Regions from separate parts of the Homo sapiens genome. Here region 1 is linked to region 2. The links are chromatin loops, found by intact Hi-C in ENCODE. Cell type or tissue: heart right ventricle. All regions are shown on one strand. Each heading gives the region's core, and the rest is flanking DNA. Links, peaks and the distances in the headings are about the cores only. Region 1 overlaps ATP8B1 (ATPase phospholipid transporting 8B1). Region 2 holds the start of ATP8B1 (ATPase phospholipid transporting 8B1).

Region 1 (9,620 bases), core at 500-8,499, 92 kb before region 2:
GGCTAATTTTTGTATTTTTAGTAGAGACGGGGTTTCACCATATTGGCCAGTCTGGTCTTGAACTTCTGACCTGGTGATCCACCAGCCTTGGCCTCCCAAAGTCCTGGGATTACAGGCGTGAGCCACTGTGCCTGGCAAAATGATGTATTTTCTAGACTCCTACTCCAAAGGAAATATAGACAATATGGCAAGAGTAACAAGTGTAGGCCGAGCATGGTGGCTCATGCCTGTAATCCTAGCACTTTGGGAGGCCGAGGTGGATGGATCACTTGAGGTCAGGAGTTCAAAACCAGCCTGGCCAACATGGTGAAACCCCGTCTCTACTAAAAACACAAAAAAGTAATGGGGCATGGTGGTGCATGCCTGTAATCCCAGCTACTCAGGAGGCTGAGGCAGGAGAATCTCTTGAACCTGGGAGGCAGAGGTTGCAGTGAGCCGAGATAGTGCCACTGCACTCCAGCCTGGGCGACAGACGGAAACTCTGTCTCAAAAAAAAAAAAAAAAAAAAAAAGTAACAAGTGTAGACTATTGAGGAATGCAAATAATTAACCTGATTGCTTTTTTAAAGCCACAATATCACTATTGAACATTTTTCTCGCATCATTTTGGCTGCCTTTCATCGGGTAATCATAACAGTTGTGTTATTACAAATGAAAATGTTCCTGGTATCTTTGTAGCTCAAGTGCAATCTTATCAAAAGGGAAAATAAAAATGGAAATATAAAGCCACTCATAAGCACTGTAATCACATAGGCAATCAGAACAGCTCATTCCACTCAAAAAGGCGTTCTCAAAGTAGGTAGATAAGACCTTACATAAGGTACTCTTGAATCCATTCTATTTGGTGGTAATTTGCAAATGCATGTGCTTTTAATGGTTTACTTTAGCACACAGATGACTTGTGACACATCCCCACCACCAGGGTTCTAGAACACTGTTCAGAACCACTGTTACGCATTTCAGGAAGGCTGAGAAGAAAAACAGACAAGATTTCTCAAGAAGACAGAAAAGGCCAATAAGGGATTTTTAAAAAGTCAATTTTAGAAATAACTCAAGTGGAAAGAAGAAACTGCCCTGTTAAGGAGCTGGACATAATGATCTTTCCCAGTCCACTTCTGGTCCATCCCCCTTGTGGCTCTATAAATTTGCTTCATAATTAAGCCACCAGCTGGTGGTGGCTCTGTCTGGTCCCAGCACTATACCCTCATCCCTGGCCAATTTTGATTTGGATGATTCAGACAGAGAGGGTGGCATCAGACCTCGAGTAGGTGCAGTGAGGGGTTACCAGAAATGACCTTGATCTCTTAATTTTACACTTCTGCCAATACTGTGGGGAGCCTGGAGAAAGTAACCAGTATGTCTTTGTCTGCAATTGAACCGCAAACACGTTTTTACTCAATTTTAGAAATCTGACTGCAGTCAAGTAATCAATAACCCTATTTCCAGTTAAAGATCCTTGTTTGGCCTAATTCAGACAAATCAGGGGACAAACAAATTGATGTCTACTCTTTATTCATCTATGAGTTTAGGCTAATTGCTTGAGCTGTATTTCAATGAGATACCATGAAAATATGAAAACAGAGCTCCATGGACAGACACACTTGCAGAAGACAGCACCTTGCAACCCTCTCTTGGAAGTTCGGTGGATTTGCTTGTACATTAAAGGCTGTGAGAAGTCCTGTAGTAAATAAACTGATTTTATTTTATAAGTTAAATGTTTAAAATGCTTTAATATTTAAAATAGCTTTTCCAAAATTAATATAATCATAGGCACTTTTTAAAAAATCACAGAACACTTATTAACATCAGTTAAGAAGTGCTGCACTGATACACATGCCTTTAGGAAGGGCAGCAAAACAGCACGTGGAGGAATTGACCTTTTTGAGCAAATATTTATTTTAAGTGTCTGCTTGGAACAGAGAACTTTACTGGACACTTGAACTACAAAGATAATTTACAGAAAGAGTAAGCATCTTGCCCCATTTTCTTTTTTTGTCCTTTTTTCTTTCTTTTTTCATTTTTTTTTTGTTTGAGACAGTCTTGTTCTGTCATCCAGGGTGGAGTGCAGTGGTGCGATCTCAGCTCACTGCAGCCTCTGCCTCCCAGGTTCAAGCAGTTCTCCTATCTCAGCCTCCCGAGTAGCTGGGACTACAGGTGCACACCACCACGCCCGGCTAATTTTTGTATTTTTAGTAGAGACAGGGTTTCACCATATTGATCAGGCTGTTCTCAAACTCCTAACCTCAGGTGGTCCACCTGCCTCGACCTCCCAAAGTGCTGGGATTACAGGCTTGAGTCACCATGCCTGGCCACTTTTTCTTTTCTTTTCTTTTTTTTTTTTTTTAAGAGACGGAGTCTCACTATGTTGCCCAGTGCCTAGGCTGGCCTCAAATTCCTGGGCTCAAGTGATCCTCCTGCCTCAGCCTTCAGAGTAGCTGGGATTACAGGCATGCACCACACTGTGCCTGGCTCATCTCATTTTCTAGAATGGATATATTGACAAAGAAAAGAGAAGAAATAAGAAATGCAAAAAATGCACCTTCACCATATGGCCCTTTAGCTAAAAGCTACAAAGCTAACAAGGGTGTGCCATCAGAACTATCCATGTACATGTACAGAGATGATTTTAACAGCTGCCATGTGACATGTGGCTTAAAGTCACCCTGAGTCTACTAAATGGTTGTGTTGTCAATATATCTAAATATGGCTACGTGCTCTCCAGAGTGTTCCCATGATCACCACGTCCTTTGATCAGTGCCATCTGGAAGAGCAGATGAGTGCAGCCCTCCTCTCATCCTCTCTGTGCTGGCTCCGAACGCTTGCTTACAGACCCACCAACAACCAAGAAGCTGCACTGGTTGGTACACACTGCAGCAAACAAGGAAAACAAGTAGATAAAAAGTCCAACATCAAAAAGAAAAAAAAACCATAGAAACAATTGAAGAGAGAATGGCTAAAGGACATGAAAAGACAGTTCATACAAAGGGAAATTCAATGCTGTTCTCGCTGAGGCTGGAGTCCAATGATGCGATCTCAGCTCACTGCAACTTCCGTCTCCTGGGTTCAAGAGATTCTCCTGCCTCACTCTCCTGAGTAGCTGGGGTTACAGGCGCCCACCATCATGCCCGGCTAATTTTTGTATTTTTAGTAGAGACCGGGTTTCATCATGTTGGCCAGACTGGTCTTGAACTCCTGACCTCAGGTGATCTGCCCACCTCGGCCTCCCAAAGTGCCGGGATAATGGGCATGAGCCACTGTACCTGGCCTCAAATGGCTCTTAAACCTGTGAGAAGATATTTGGGTTCCTAAAAGAGAAATGCAATTCTTCACTGAGATAGTAGTTTTTATCCTATAATAGCAAAACATTGGCACATGGTAATGCTTGGGATGACATTCTAGGTTCAAAAGAGAGCAGAGAAACAGACACTCTGAGGTAGCCTTTATGGAGAGTAATTTGGCCAGATCTCAAAATTTAACACACACATGCACTGACCAAATAATCACACTTCTAGGAAATATCCCCCATGTACCTACTGCAGGGATTTTCAATGCAGCCCTATTTATCAGAACGACTAGAAACAACCCAAATGCCTACTGGGAACAGCCAGTTAAACACGATTACAATGATAGCCTATGCAGTCAGCAAAAAAAGAATGAGGTGACCCCATAAATATGGTAGGAATTACCTCCAAATTACACTGTTAAGAGACAAAAGCAGAAGGGTATCTACCATCTTGTGCTTTCAGCTGTGTGATGCATAGAATTCATACACAATATGAATGCATATATGTACACACACGTGCACATCTGTTTCTGCATATGTGTATGGGTATATGAGGAAGCAAGTTTGCAAGCATTCTTTGCGCATACAAACGTGTATCTCTCTGGAAGGACATATTTTGAGAAACTGGTAACCGTAATTTCTTTTTGTCATTTTTTTAAAAGACAAAGTCTCACTGTGGCACCTGGGCTGGAGTGCAGTGGCATGCTCATAGCTCACTGCAGCCTCTGAACTCCTGGGCTCAAGTGATCCTCCCACCTCAACTTCTGGAGTAGCTGAGACTAAAGTGCACGCCATCGTACCTAATTTTTAAATTTTTTTGTAAAGATGAGGTCTTGCTTTGCAGACCAGGCTGGTCTTGAACTGCTGCCCACAAGCTATCCTCCTGCCTTGGCCTCCCAGAGTGCCGGGATTACAGGTGTGAGCCACCGTGCCCAGACCAGCAGTATTTTTTTTGGAAAGGAAACTGCATGACTGAGGGACAGGAGAGGCAGGAAGGAAAACTTCATTTTCATTCTGGACCCTTTTCTAATTGGATCATTTACATGTATTACTGTTTTAAAGCAATGTTTGTGATTCCTCTCCTTCCCTCTATTGGCATATATATATATATATATATGGCGAATATGGAGAGGAGCAAGGTGGCCAAATAGAAGCTCGCACGAATTGTAATTCCCATAGGAACATCAAATTTAACAACTATCTACAAACAAAAAAGCACCTTTATAAAAACCAAAAAATCAGGCACTCACAGTACCTGGTTTTAACTTTATATTGCTGAAAAAGGACTGAAGAGGGTAGGAAAAATAGTCTTGAATTGCCAATGCCACCCCTCCCCCAGCCCCAGCACCAGATGTGTGGCATGGAGAGAAAATCTGTACGCTTGGGAGAGGGACAGTGCAGCGATTGTGAGGCTTTGCACTGAACTCAGTGCTGCCCTGTTACAGACAGTAGAAAGCAAAAGCAGGCTGAACTCAGCTGATGCCAGACCATAGAGGGAGCATTTAGACCAGCCCTAGCCAGAGGGGAATCTCCTGTACCTTGGTCAGAACTTGAATTCTGGCAAACCTCGTCACCGAGGGCCAAAGTGCCCTGGGGCTCTAAATAAAATTGAAAGGCAGTGTAGGCCCCATGAACTACAACTCTTAGGCAAGTCCTAGTGCTGAGCTGGACTTGGAGCCAGTTGACTTAGCAGGCACATGACCTACTGAGACACCAGCCAGAGCAGCTAGTGGAATGCTTGCTCGGCCCCTCCCCGCCAACCTCACTGCTCCAAAAGAGACCTCTTCCTTCTGCTTGAGGAGATGAGAGGGAGGAGTAAAGAGAACTTTGTCTTGCATCTTGGATACCAGCTCAGCCACAGTAGGATAGGGCACCAGGCAGGGTCATGAGGCTGTTTCAGGCCCTAGTTCCCAGACAACATTTCTAGACAATCCTGGATCAGAAGGGAGCCTGCTGCCTTGCAGGGCAAGGACCCAGCTCTGGCAGGATCCATCACCTGCTGATGAAAGAGCCCTTGAGCCCTGAATAAACAGTAGTGATACCCAGTTAATATCCAAGGCTGTGGGCCTTAATTGAGGCTAAGATATTCTGGCTTTAGTTGTGACCCAGCACATTCCCAGCTGTGGTGGCCATGGTGAGAGATTCCTTCCGCTTGAGAAAAGCAGAAGGAAAATTAAAGGGTGCTTTGTCTTGCTCTTGATCTTTCTCTTTCTTTCTTTCTTTCTTTCTTTCTTTCTTTCTTTCTTTCCTTCCTTCCTTCCTTCCTTCCTTCCTTCCTTCCTTCCTTCCTTCTTTCTTTCTTTCTTTCTTTCTCTTTCTTTCTTTCTTTTTTCTTTCTCTCTCTCTCTCTTTCTTTCTTTTCAGAGATAGAGTCTTGCTATTTTGCCCAGGCTGGAGTGCAATGGTGTCATCTCAGCTCACTGCAACCTGTGCCTCCTGGGTTCAAGCAATTCTCATGCCTCAGCCTCCTGAGTAGCTGGGATTACAGGCATGTACCACCATGCCCAGCTAATTTTTAAAAATTTTTTATTTTATTTTATTTTATTTTATTTTATTTGAGATGGTTTCTCACTCTGTCACCCAGGATGGAGTGCAGTGGTGCGATCTCAGCTCACTGCAACCTCCACCTACCGGGTTCAAGCAATTCTCCTGCCTCAGCCTCCCGAGTAGCTGGGATTAGAGGTGTGTGCCACCATGCTTGGCTAATTTTGTATTTTTAGTAGAGATGGGGTTGCACCATGTTGGTCAGGCCAGTCTTGAACTCCTGACCTCAAGTGTTCCACCCACCTTGACCTCCCAACATGCTGGGATTACAGGAGTGAGCCACCGCGCCCGGCCTAATTTTTTTTATTTTTAGTAGAGACAGGGTTTCGCCATGTTGGCCAGGCTGGTCTCTAACTCCTGGCCTCAAGTGATCTGCCCGCCTCAGCCTCCCAAAGTGCTGGGATTACAGGCATGAGACACTGCGCCCAGCCTGCCTTGCACTTGCTACCACCTTGGCCACAGTGGGGTAAAGCAACAAATAGAGACCCCTCTTGGGGTCCCTGAGTCTAGGCCTTAGGTTCTTGGATGACATCTCTGGACTTGCTTTTTGCCAGAGGGGAGCTCACTGCCCTGAAGGGTGACTGAAAGGATTTACCACAAGCTGACTGAAGAGGCCATAGGCCTTTACCGAACATCAGCAGTAACCTGGCAGCACTCCTCATAGGCCTGTGGTGGTGGTGGACATGGGGAGAGGCCCCTGAGCCTGTGGAAAGGGCAGAATAGTGGAAAGGACTGGCTAATGGTTTGAGTGCCAGCTCAGCCACAGTAGAATAGATAGGACACCAAGCAGATTTCTAAGGTTTTGGACTCCAGTCCATGGCTCCCAGATGGCATCTCTGGATCTGGCTGCAGCCTGGGGGAACTCACTGGCTTGAAGCTAGCCTGGCTGGCTTCACAACAGGGCATTGAGGGAACATAGGCAGCCAGATCATGGTTACAGTGGGCCATGGCGAGACCCAGTGTGGTGCCAGCTTCATGTCTGACCCAGTACATTCTCAGTGGTGATGGCCATATTGGTGCTTGTATCTCCACCCCCCTAGCTCTGGGTGGCCCAGAACAGAGGGAGAGAGAGAAGGAGAAAGGGAGAGGAGGGAGGGGGGAAGGGGGAGAGAGAAAGAGCAAAAAAAGAGAGAGAGAGAGATTGATTCTGTTTGGGAGAAAGTAAGCAACAAGAACAAGAGTGTGGGCTTGATAATCCAGATAATTCTTCCAGATAGTCTGCAAGAAATGCAGCGTTATTGAGCTTGGGATGCCCCCTAATGCAGATATGGGTTCAATCATAATATCCAAGTTCTTTTGAATACCTGGAAATCCTTCCCAAGAAGGATGGGTATAAACAAGCCCAGACTGTGAGAGCTACAATAAATATCTAACTCTTCAATGCCCAGACATTGATGAACATCCACAAGCATCAAGAACATCCAGGAAAACATGACTTCACCAAACAAACTAAATAAGACACCAGGGGCCAAACCTGCAGAAACAAAACTATATGACCTTTCAGACAGAAAATTCAAAATTGCCATTTTGAGGAAACTCAAAGAAATTCAAGATAGCACAGAGAAGACATTCAGAACTCTATCAGATAAACTTAACAAAGAGGAAACTCAAAGAAATTCAAGACAACACAGAAAAAGTTTAGAATTCTATCAGATAAATGTAACAGAGATTGAAATAATTAAAAAGAGTCAAGCTGAAATTCCGGAGTTGAAAAATGCAACCGACATACTGAAGAATGCATCAGAGACTTTTAATACCAGGATTGAATAAGTGGAACAAAGAATTAGTGAGCTGGAAGGTAAGCTATTGGAAAATATGGTCAGAGGAGACAGAAGAAAAAAGAATAAAAAAGAAAGAAGTACACCTACAAGATCTAGAAAATAGACTTAAAAAAGCAAATCTAAGAGTTATTGGCATTAAAGTGGAGGTAGAGAAAGAGACAGGGGTAGAAAGTTTATTCAAAGGATAATAACAGAGAACTTCCCAAACCTAGAGGAAGATATCAATATCCAAGAACAAGAAGGTTGTAGAACACCAAGCAGATTAACCCAAAGAAGACTACCTCAGGCATTTAGTAATCAAATTCCTAAAAGTCAAGGATAAAAGGAAGGATCCTAAAAGCAGCAAAAGAAAAGAAACAAATAAAATACAATGGCACTCCAATACGTCTGGCAGCAGACTTTTCAGTGGAAACCTTATAGGCCAGGAGAGAGTGGCATGACATATTTAAAGTGCTGAAGGAAAATATATTCAAGCATAAAGGAGAAATGAAGACCTTCCCAGACAAACAAAAGCTGAGGGATTTCATCAACACTAGACCTGTCCTACAGGAAATGCTAAACAGAGTACATTAATCAGAAAGTAAACGATGTTAGTGAGCAATAAGAAATCACCTGAAGGCACAAAACTCACTGGTAACAGTTAAGTATACAGAAAAACCCAGAATAGTATAACACTGTGACTGTGACATGTAAACTACTCTTCAGTAAAATGACTAAAAGATTAACTGATAAAAAATAGTGACTAGAACAACTTTTCAAGACATAGTACAATAAGATATAAATAGAAACAATAAAAAGTTAAAAAGCAGAGGGAGGAAGTTAAAGTGTAGAGTTTATTAGTTTTCTTTTAGCTTAAAATAATGAGTTATTAGACAGTACTTACAAGCCTCATGGTAACCTCAAATCAAAAAACATACAATGGATATATACAAAATAAAAAGCAGGAAATTAAAGCACACCACAAGAGAAAACCACCTTCACTAAAAGGCAGAAGGGAAGGGAGGAAAGAAGGAAGAGAAGACCACAAAGCCACCGGAAAACATAACAAAATGGCAAGAGTAAGTCCTTACTTATCAATATAACATCGAATGTAAATGGGCTAAACTGTCAATCAAAAGATATAGAGTGGCTGAATAGATTTAAAAAAAAAAAAGACCCAGTGATCTGTTGCCTACAACAGACACTCCACCTGGACTGAAAATGAAGGGATTGAAGAAGATATTCCATGCCAATGGAAAGCAAAAAAGAACAGGATACCTATATTTATATCAGACAAAATAGATTTCAAGACAAAACTATAAGAAGAGACAAAGTCACTATATAATGATAAAGAGGTCAGTTCAGCAAGAGGATATAATAGTTTTAAATATTTATCCACCTTACACTGGAGCACCCAGATATATAAAGCAAATATTACTAGAGCTAAAGAGAGTGATAGACCCCAGTAAAATAATAGCTGGAGACATCAACACTACACTTTCAGCACTGGACAGATCTTCCAGACAGAAAATCAACAAAGAAACATGGGACTTAATCTGCACTATAGACCAAATAGATATTTATAAAATATTTCATACAACAGCTGTAGAATACACATTCTTTTCCTCAGCACGTGGATCATTCTCAAAGACAGAACGTATATTAAGTCACAGAACGAGTCTTAAAACATTCAAATAAATTGAAATAATATCAAACATCTGACTGACCACAATGAGTAAAACTAGAAATCAATAATAAGAGGAATTTTGGAAACTATACAAAAACATGGAAATTAAACAATATGTTCCTAAATGACCAGTGGGTCAATGAAGAAATTAAACAGGAAACTGAAAAATTTCTTCAAACAAATGATAATGGAAACATGATAAACCAAAACCTGTGGGACACAGTGAAAGCAGTACTAGGAGGGAAGTTTATAGCTATACGTGCCTACATCAAAAAATAAGAAAAACTTCAAACAACCTGATGATGCATCTAAAAGAACTAGAGCCAGGTGCAGTGGCTCACGCCTGT
Region 2 (9,620 bases), core at 1,185-9,184:
AGTGATATTTACAAAGTCATAGCAACAACACAACAATGTATTAACGACTACCTTTTACTGAACTGTGTGCTAAGTCCTCTACCTAAGCTATCTCATTTGGAACTCATCACACAGCCTTGTGAGGCCATACTATTATTATCCCATTTACAGATGAGGAAACTGAAGCCTAGAGAGGCAAGGTAACTTGCCCTAGGTTATGCACCTAGGAAGCTATGAGGCCTGCGTTCCAACCCAGGTCAAAAGACTCCAAGGCTGGCAACCTCTGTTTCACTGCTGCCTCTGGACTGCTTGCAGGGACCAGTTATGAAACATATTTCTCATTGTGGAAGGGTTGGGCAACAATTTATTTAAAAGTGCAGTGCATTTATAAGTATCAAAGAAAGTACCAATATGGCCTTAAAGATTCAGATGATAAAAAGTTATCTGTTTTTTAAGAAAATGAGGCCGGGTGCGGTGGCTCACGCCTATAATCCCAGCACTTTGGGAGGCCACTTTGGTGGATTGCTTGAGGCCAGGAGTTTGAGACTAGCCTGGCCAACATGGTGAAACCCGTCTCTACTAAAAATACAAAAATTAGCTGAGCATGGTGGCACACGCCTGTGATCTCAGTTACTCGGGAGGCTGAGACACGAGAATTGCTTGAACCAGCGAAGAGGAGGTTGCAGTGAGATTACACCACTTGCACTCCAGTCTGGGCGACAGAGCAAGACTCTGTCTCAAAAAAAAAAAAAAAAAGAAAATGAGAAACAAGACTAATATATACATATACACACGTATATAGACATGCTCATATCTATATACATACATGCACATATATATGCTTTCAGAATCTTCCTAAACAATACCAGGTCTTCAGTGATAGAGGACCTCAAAAGATCTTAGATTAGGTATTACTTTTAGCTGGGCATGGGAATGGGGATTCAGGAGTAACTTGGTTAACAAAATGAAAAATATAACCTGTCTTCTTTTTATGGTATTAACACTCTTCTGGCAGCAAATTAATTTTTTACTTAATAAGAAACAAAAAACCTACAGGCATGAATACAATTAATCTAACTGAATGTCAACAGACCTGAAAACTCACAAGATACCTAAAGACACCACTAAGAAAAACTTTCCAGGAGACTAAACTAGAACCAAGTGTACAAATAAACTCTAAAATTAAGTGCTTAAGCAATTTAAAAGGCATCTCTTTTTAGAGAGATTTGGGACATAAATTGTTCTGGGGCCAGGCACAGTGGCTCACACCTGTAATCCCAGCACTTTGGGAGGCCAAGGCAGGAGGATTGCTTGAGGCCAGGAGTTTTAGATCAGCCTGGGCAACATAACAAGGCCCTGTCTCTATGTATTTTATTTATAAAAAATTTTAAAAAACAACTTGTTCTGGTACCTAAAAAGCAAGTTCCTCTGCATTCATGAGTGCATCGGTTTCTTTTTCAGTAACCGACACTAAAGAGCAAAGGTAACTAGGAAAAATCTCTCTGGAGTTGTTAGAATTACCTGCATTCTGTGAATGTTGCTTATAAAAAACTAAAATGGAATTTTAATTCATAAGGCAATAAAATCTTAAAAATATACCAGATACCTGCAATAATAGTATTTTTAGATATCAATCTAATAAAGAAAGTAAGAAACCAACATTCAAACACTGACTATATATAAAGAACATTCATATGTTCTCTGATTTAATTCTTTCAACAATCCAAAGAGATTGATAATATCTTTTCCCCTCAACAGAGCAGCAAACAGAGGTTCAGAAAACAAGAATTCATTTAAGGTTATACAATTAATAAGGAAAAGAACTGAAATCTGTGGGCATTTTTATATTTTCCACTACTCCTTGCTTCAAAAGGATGGAAAAGAAAGAGGAAAGAGGAATGGACGGAAGGAAAGGAAAAGAACATTCTACAGCCAGATCTGGTAGTGACTCCATTAGCACTAAGATCCCCTAGACTGAAAATCAGATTAAACATAAAATCAGTCCTGAACTTGCCTTACCACCGAAGACTTCTTTTTGCGAAGCCATTTGCTGTACCACATTATTATTTTTAAACTTCTATTGAACAAAAAACAAAACAAAACCTCTCCCAGTTCTATCACTAGGATGTAATAACATGTGCACACAGGTGTGTGTGTTCCTTAAAATCCATAAGGAAAACTTGAAAGCAGCCAGAGCTGACCTCACACAGGTGGCATCTGTGTTGGACAGTAATAACCAAAAGAGTCTTGCTCGGCCCTTAATAACCCACGCAAAGAATCACTAAAAGTTACTAAAATACAGCCACTGGAAAACGACGAATGAACAAAGTGGTTAATGTTCCTTCCCAAAATTATAGCAAGGAAAACTCCACCACCTAATGAAAATCATTAAGAGAATTCAGAGGAGTTAACTGCAGGCAGGCGTGACTTCTCCCCCAGAAAGTAATCAGCTAATAAGCATTAATCATCTTGTGCACAGTCTGCGCATTTATAATAGGGTTTAATAAAGCCTTCAACAACAGGCCCAGAATTAATGAACGGCATCTTAGGTCTAACACAAAAGTATTCCTTAGCGGACGAAAATTAGCGCTTCTACTTCACATTTGCTGTCGTGTCCCCCATATATACGGGCTCGTATTCACTATCCCTGGAGGCTTTATCACGCGTGGTTTTTTTTAGCTTTTGTTCCTGAAAGCAGTTAACCTTCATCGATAACCTACCGTGTGCCGGGTGATCTCCAAACATCCCACTAGTTTTTTCTTTTTTTAGTTTCCCATGGGTAGTGGCAAAATTTTGAAGGCAATGCAACCAGGAAGATGGGAGCGAATATTTTCTCACGCCAACAGGGAGGCCAGTTTCCGGGAGAGGAACTCGGCGGCGTCTGGAGCTACCCAGGAAGAGCTTGCAGCCCCCAAGGGCAGCGCGTGCAGGCCAAGGGGGTCGGGTAGGGTTGAGCGGGTACTCACCGGGCAGAAGCGCGGCCCAAGTCCTCCTTACTTCTGCGTGTCAATCCCCCTTCCCCAATTTGCATCCTTACTGCAATCCAGTCTCCCCCGTACAACCGTCACGGATCTGCGCTCCGAGCACCGCCCCCCCCCGCAACCAGCCACCAACCCCCGGCAGGGACCACAGGCACACGCCTCCGTCGGAAAAGTTGGGCAGACACTTCAGAACTTTTCTTTCACTTTGGGGAGAAGGAGGGAGTTGGAGAAGTGGGGGCGAGGGGTGTTAAAGCACTGGGCCATTCTCTGCAACATCTCCCCGCGCCCCCCAACAAGTTGCCCCTCCTCGTGCACACAGCGAGGTGACAGCGCAGGGCACCAAACTGCTGAGGGAAGGAGATGCCTGCAGCCATCTCAGCGGGGCTGGCGGACGCGACCCGACAGTCACCGGAAAAACAGTGGTGTCGGTCTTCCCCATCACCTCCCCTCCCCATCCCACAATAAAGCGCACGGAAGATGTCTGGGAGTACCTGGCCCTGCCACAGGAGCTGGGGAGGAGAGCGATCTCACCCCCTCCATCCCTCCCGGCAGGTGGGCCGCGGTCAGATACGTTTGGCCCGCAAGTCCTTTTCGGACACGTTGGCATCTGCTCCCAAAGAGCGCCCCAGCAGGACCCGGTCACCGGGGTCTTCCAGAGGGGCGGTAGCCACCGCACAGGAGCCAGCGGCATCCCCCAAGGAGCCGCAAGCCCTACCTGGCTTAACCCCCGGACATGTGTGTCGCTACCGATCGAAGAACCCAAACACCCCGAGATTTCCCTCCTCTAGGCAGGTGAAAACCCCACGGAACTCTCCGCAGCGCTGCCTGCCCAGCCGGCCGTGTCTCGCCGTCCCCGAGGCCTCGGGGGCTCCCAGCACCTCCACCCAAATCCCACCTGTGCGGGCTCGGGAGTCCGAGGGCGCTGACAGCTGCTGCCGCCGCATCCCGGATCTCCAAAGTGCGGCGGGAGCGGCCAGGGAACCTGCAGGACACCGCCGGGCCAAGGGGCTTGGGAAGGTCTGGGGGCCCCCGGCGCCGCACCCCTGCTTACCTGGCGTTCGCTGGGCCCCGGCTGGGGCATCCGCCTGGTGCGCGCCGCTCGGAGCGCTCGCTGCGCACCTGGCCGCTGCCGCCGCCCGCCCGGCCCCAGCCCTGGCCGCCGCGCTAGCGCTGCATGGCGCACGGGGGCTGGCCGGGGGCCCGGGGAAGCGTGTCTAGTTGGCGGCGGCACCTCCGGCTCTCGCGGCTCGCTAGTGGCTCCCCCGCCTTTCCCCGCCCCGCGTCCGTGCACCCTTCCTCTGCAGCCGCCCTTTTGCCTCCGCTCCGCCGGACCGGCCAAACTGGTTTCTCCGCTCGGGGAGGTGCCTCTGGTTTCCCTCCAGCAGCCGCGGCCGCCGAGCCTCGCTGGGGCTGGGGCTGGGGCTGGAGGCGGGCTCGGCCTTCTCCCCTCCCTTTTTCCCTCCCTAGGGCGGAGAGGGGCTGGACTGCAAGCCCCGGGGCGGCCCGAGGCGGCCCAGGTCCAGCTCCTGCCCCACGCCCTCCGTGCGTCCTGGAGTCAGGTGGGCACCCCTTTCAGTCTTCCGAGCCCAGCCTACGAGCCCTTGCCTCGCCCAGCCTGAGACCCAGTTGCTGCGGCTGCTCTTAGCTCCCCGGGGGCCGCACTCGCCACCACACCTCTCCAGCCCAGCGTCACTTTCCCGCTGCCCTTGGCTGGCTTGGCCGTCACCCCGGGTCGAGGACTGAGCCAGCCTGGAAAGCTGGCGGGGCCGCGGCGCGCCCGGGACCTGAGCTCCCTCGGTAAGGGGAGCTGTGTCCTCTTGATGCCAAGTCATGTTTGGGGACCGGTCACCGAATGCGCGTCAAAGTTCGCCGCGTGGAGGGTGAAGAAAGAGGCTGCGCCTCAAGACTTCCAGAAACGTATCCTGTGATTGCAGCCAGCAGGCTTTCTGCCGAGTCCAAACGCTATCGAGTTTTTTTGGGTTTGGAGTCAAAAGGAGTTAAGGTGCGGCCCGTGAACCACGCGGTGTAGGTGGAAATTTTGGACTCAGCGCCTCGTTGCTGGCTGGTGTCTGAGCGGGTGAATCGTGCCTCCCTGGCAGTATAGACATTACCCTCCTTCTTGAGTAGACTTTTGCCGCTCCCCGACTATGGACCGAGTCGTTGGGATAAGAATGGAGGAAAATCAAAGATCAGAGTTTGCTTAAAATGCAGTAGGGGAGCCAGGACTCCCACACGATTCCCAGTCACCTAGAGGCTCACATCTATGCCCAAGAGTCCAGACTCCCAACTGGGTCATCACAGAGGCTTCCTACAGGAGGCCGTGCTTGATGGGACTCAAAGATCCACAGCTTTAAGGATCAGAGTTGTGTAGAGAGGGTATTCAACGGGTGGCCAACTGGTAGAATCTTGTCTGATACCAACCCCGAGGCTGCTCTAGGCTTCTTTTTCATGAGTCAAACTTGATCTCTGACTAGGTGCTGGTCAGTCACTCAATCTATCCAGGCCTCAGTTTCCTCATTTGTAAAATGAGATTGGACCAGATGGTCTCTTCCAGCACTTATATTCTGAAGCTAACGACAGAACAAAGGTACCGATGCAAGAGAACATAGGGCCTGTTGGTGACACTGGTTGATCTAAGACATTTAGACTTGTTTTTGGTAGCACCTGCAAACCGTTGACAATTTAGGACCGAGCATGAGCATGATCAAGGTTGTGTTTTAGGGAAAATAATAGGGAGATAGTCTAGAGAGGATAAAACTGAAGATGGGAGAATCACTTGAGAGGCTGGGACAGCGACATACGGAGGAGTTGCCAGGGGAAGTAAAAAGGAGGAAATTCAAGGGACACCACAGAAGAGAGATAGGGCACGAAGTGGCCACAACCTGCAACTGACTGGGAGAGGGGAGCAATGGAAGGTGAGCCAGGTTCTCAAGACTGGGTTATGGCATGCAAGGAGCAGCAGACTCCAAAGGAGGGAAGCCGTTTAGGAAGACTCTGCCCCTATCTGGATAAATGCCAGCAAACCTAGGAATCAAGAGGGGATTCCAGACTAAAGGGGGCACCCCCTCCTTGCAGATCCACTACCAAGTGCTCAACCTGTCCAAGAAAATGTTACATAGAAGAGACTAAACAAGGACGCATCCAATCTACACCTGTACCTAGATCTGATCAATACCATTCTGATGTCTGCATTTATTTACTTGTTTATTTATTTATAGAGACAGGGTTGGGTTTCACTATGTTGCCCAGGCTTGTCTTGAACTCCCCAGTTCAAGCGGTCCACCTGCCTCAGCCCCCCAAGGTGCTGGGATTACAGTCATGAGCCACCACCTGTACTAAAAATACAAAAATTAGCCAAGCATGGTGGCGGGCGCCTGTGGTCCCAGCTACTCAAGAGGCTGAAGCAGGAGAATCAATTGAACCTGGGAGACTGAGGTGGCAGGCAGTGAGCCGAGACTGTGCCACTGCGCTTCAGCCTGGGCAACAGAGCGAGGCTCTGTCTCAAAATAAAATAATATTCTTTCATTCAACAAAGATTTGAGTGTGAGTGCCTACTGTGTGTCAGGCAGTTTTCTAGTTGCTTGGGTACATCTATGAGCCAATCAAATATCTTTTTTTTTTTTTTTTTTTAGACAGAGGCTCGCTCTGTTGCACAGGCTGGAGTGCAGTGGTGTGATCTCGGCTCACTGCAACCTCCACCTCCTGGGTTCCAGCAATTCTCCTGCCGCAGCCTCCCGAGTAGCTGGGGTTACAGGCACAGCCACCAGGCCAGGCTAATTTTTGTATTTTTAGTAGAGACAGGTTTCACCATGTTGGTCAGGCTGGTCGTGAACTCGTGACCTCATGATCCACCCACCTCAGCCTCCCAAAGTGCTGGGATTATAGGCGTGAGCCACTGCACTCGGCAAGTATCTTAAAAGGTGGCAAATGCTTTGAAAAAATAGAACAGGCTGGACTGGGAGAAGGCCCCTGAAGGAGCTGCCTTTTGGAGTGCTGTAAAAGTTATATTTCTTGATCTGAATGATAATTATACGAGTAGACGCATATGCAAGAATTCATTGACCTGTATGCTTAAGATTTATACATTAAAAAATAATAGACCAGGCACGATGGCTCACACCTGTAATCCCAGCACTTTGGGAGATCAAGGCAGGTGGATCATGAGGTCAGGAGTTCAAGATCAGCATGGCCAAGATGGTGAAACCCTGTCTCTACTAAAAATACAAAAAATTAGCCAGGCGTGATGGTGGGCATCTGTAATCCCAGCTACTGAGGAGGCTGAGGCAGATAATTGCTTGAACCCTGAAGGCAGAGGTTGCAGTGAGCTGAGATTGCCCCACTGCACTCCAGCCTGGGCAACAGAGCGAATAATAATACTACTACTAATAATAATTGAGCAGGATTAAGAGATTAGGATTTGGAGGATGAGTCACAATTTTAAATAATGTGGTCAGGGTAGGCTTCTTGAAAAGCTGCATTTGAAAAATGACTTGCAAGAAGGTAGAGTTTCATCTTTGATGAGACAAATCCTTTGAAAACCCATTTTGCATGGAACCCACCAGATGGAGGCATGTTAAAACCTTATCCTAGGCGCAGTGCCTCACGCCTATAATCCCAGCACTTTGCGAGGCTGAGGCCAGTGGATTGCTCGAGCCTAGGAGTTCGAGACCAGCCTGGGAAACATGGTGAAATCCCATCTCTACAAAAAATACAAAATAAAATTAGCTGGGTGTGGTGGCCCGCACCTGTAGTCCCAGCTACTCAGGAGGCTGGGGTGGGAGGATCCTTTGAGCCCAGGAAGTGAAGGCTGCAGTGAGCTGTGATTGCACCACTGCACTCAAGCCTGGGTGACAGGGCAAGACACTGTCTCCAAAAAAAAAATTAAAAAAAAAAACAAAACCAAAACAAAACACCCACACCCACACAACTCCACAACCTTATCCTAGAACACTTCCCCTATGTAAGTCTTCCTCATCTTAGGAAGGAGGTTCTCAGAGTGCATCAGCTGGTGTTGCTGATGAAGGAATTAGCTCACCTGGAAACCGACCTTGTCCTTTCTGAAAGAACCATGCCAAATTTTGGGGTGCCTTGTCAGGGCAATCACTGGAAGTGTCTCACATGCAACAATTTTAAAATGCATCTTACATGAGTCACTGAGAGATGACTTCTTTGTCCTGGCAGAGCCCTGATTCCACCAGCCTTGGCAGCCCTTTCTCAGCATTCTCAGATGGGATTGAATAAACACTCTGGTTTTATTTAGAAGTCACTCTCATTTAGTAACCAACGAGCTGCTGGGGGAAATCACGAAATGTAACAGAAATGGCCATTTCTTTTTATGTTTTATTTTTTATTATTTTTTTGAGACAGGGTCTCACTCTGGCACCCAGGCCAGAGTGCAGTGGTGACCATTGCTCACTGCAGCCATTGTGCCCAGAAATAGCCATTTCTAAAAGAGGGTAACAATGATTTTCAACTTTTGTAGTTCATAATTTCCTCTGTTTCTTTTTTCCCCCCTTTTCTTGGCAGCAGTCTTATGTACATTTGCATGATGTGGGTAGGAAAGCCAGGGAGGTTGCCAAGAGAGCTAGCTCAGTTTTACTGAAAATTTATTTCCTGGAATTTTTTTTTTTACAAGATAAGATAAGTGATAAAAGATATGTTTAAATGGAGGTGATACTGCTTGTATTCAGTTCTTTGCTAAGCCCAGTGGTCGTTTAAGCTAAAGCATTTAATGCCAATGGAAAGACTCATGCTGCACTAGGTGCTATTGTAACCCATGCTTGGCAGTCAAGATTAACTCAGTTGAAAGTTCTTCACAGTCATTATCCAGACCAGATCCAGAATTTTAAATCTGATAAGACACCTCTTATGTGAATCTGTCCTAGCAATAAGTGACATTAGAATTTTCAAATATCTGCCCCACATCCTTCGAAATGGCTTTTAAAACAACAAATACAGATGATATATTCTATTTTCTCTGGCACAATGAGTTTTCCAACATTCCTTCTAAGTTACAAGGCTTTCCACTTCCTTTACTACTTAATGACTTCTTTTTTTCTGACTAACATTTTAAAATAAGAAATTAGATTGCAAAAGAAATATTAAACATCAAGTAACTAAATGTGTCTCAATGATTTTGGCAATCACACAGACTTAACATGCATAAAATGTTACAGGAGGAATTATTCATGTTATTAAAATTCACTTCCCTTTCTTTTGTATTCATAAGCATGCAAATGTGTAGGATTGTCTACCATTCTTTTCTACAAGGAAGAGATTTTAATAAACCACTTACTGTATTTCTCTATGGAAATGTAATAAACATTACCTGATGTTGATAATGTAACACCAGTTAAACTTAATGAGTAAAATTAATACAGACAGTTCATGAATAATTTTCCAAAATAACTTGCGATTGTTGTTAGTATATGTCGCCATGTGTTCCTGTAGTTGTAGGAAGTTTGTATGTATTATCTTAGGCTCTGTTCTCATCATTTTCCATTGTGTCATGAAAACACATTTACCTTTTGGACTTTATCCCTCTTCCTTCCTGACCTGCACCCTAAATGTGGCTAATTCCAGGTTGCTGTGAATAGAAGTTTACTAGATTTTTTTTTTTTTTTTGAGACAGTCTCACTCTGTCGACAGGCTGGAGTGCAG

Evidence for each region. Hi-C counts contacts between places; a loop is a spot of excess contacts. Peaks named below come from ENCODE experiments on the same cell type or tissue, not always from the same donor. Only the 100,000 strongest peaks of a DNase experiment are listed, where the experiment ranks them.
Region 1: it touches region 2 in a loop (2.2-fold over the local background); 10 of 110 quality-filtered maps call a loop at or near these places.

The regions. Positions count from the first base shown.
Region 1 is chr18:57,707,670-57,717,289 of GRCh38, forward strand. All of the region lies in intron 2 of ATP8B1 (ATPase phospholipid transporting 8B1), which reads right to left. Among named protein-coding and RNA genes, the nearest start is that of ATP8B1-AS1, 82 kb to the left of the region's middle. RefSeq lists an enhancer at 5,486-5,988. In heart right ventricle, for the core only: no CTCF peak of the experiment used is centred there; a DNase peak (open chromatin) is centred at 4,972; H3K27ac peaks cover 1,871 bases.
Region 2 is chr18:57,798,987-57,808,606 of GRCh38, forward strand. It overlaps ATP8B1 (ATPase phospholipid transporting 8B1), which reads right to left and starts at 4,329. Exons shown (of 28, transcript NM_001374385.1): 1 at 4,012-4,329. RefSeq lists an enhancer at 3,949-4,586. In heart right ventricle, for the core only: no CTCF peak of the experiment used is centred there; DNase peaks (open chromatin) are centred at 3,125, 3,795, 4,485, 4,575 and 1 weaker place; H3K4me3 peaks cover 4,028 bases; H3K27ac peaks cover 8,000 bases.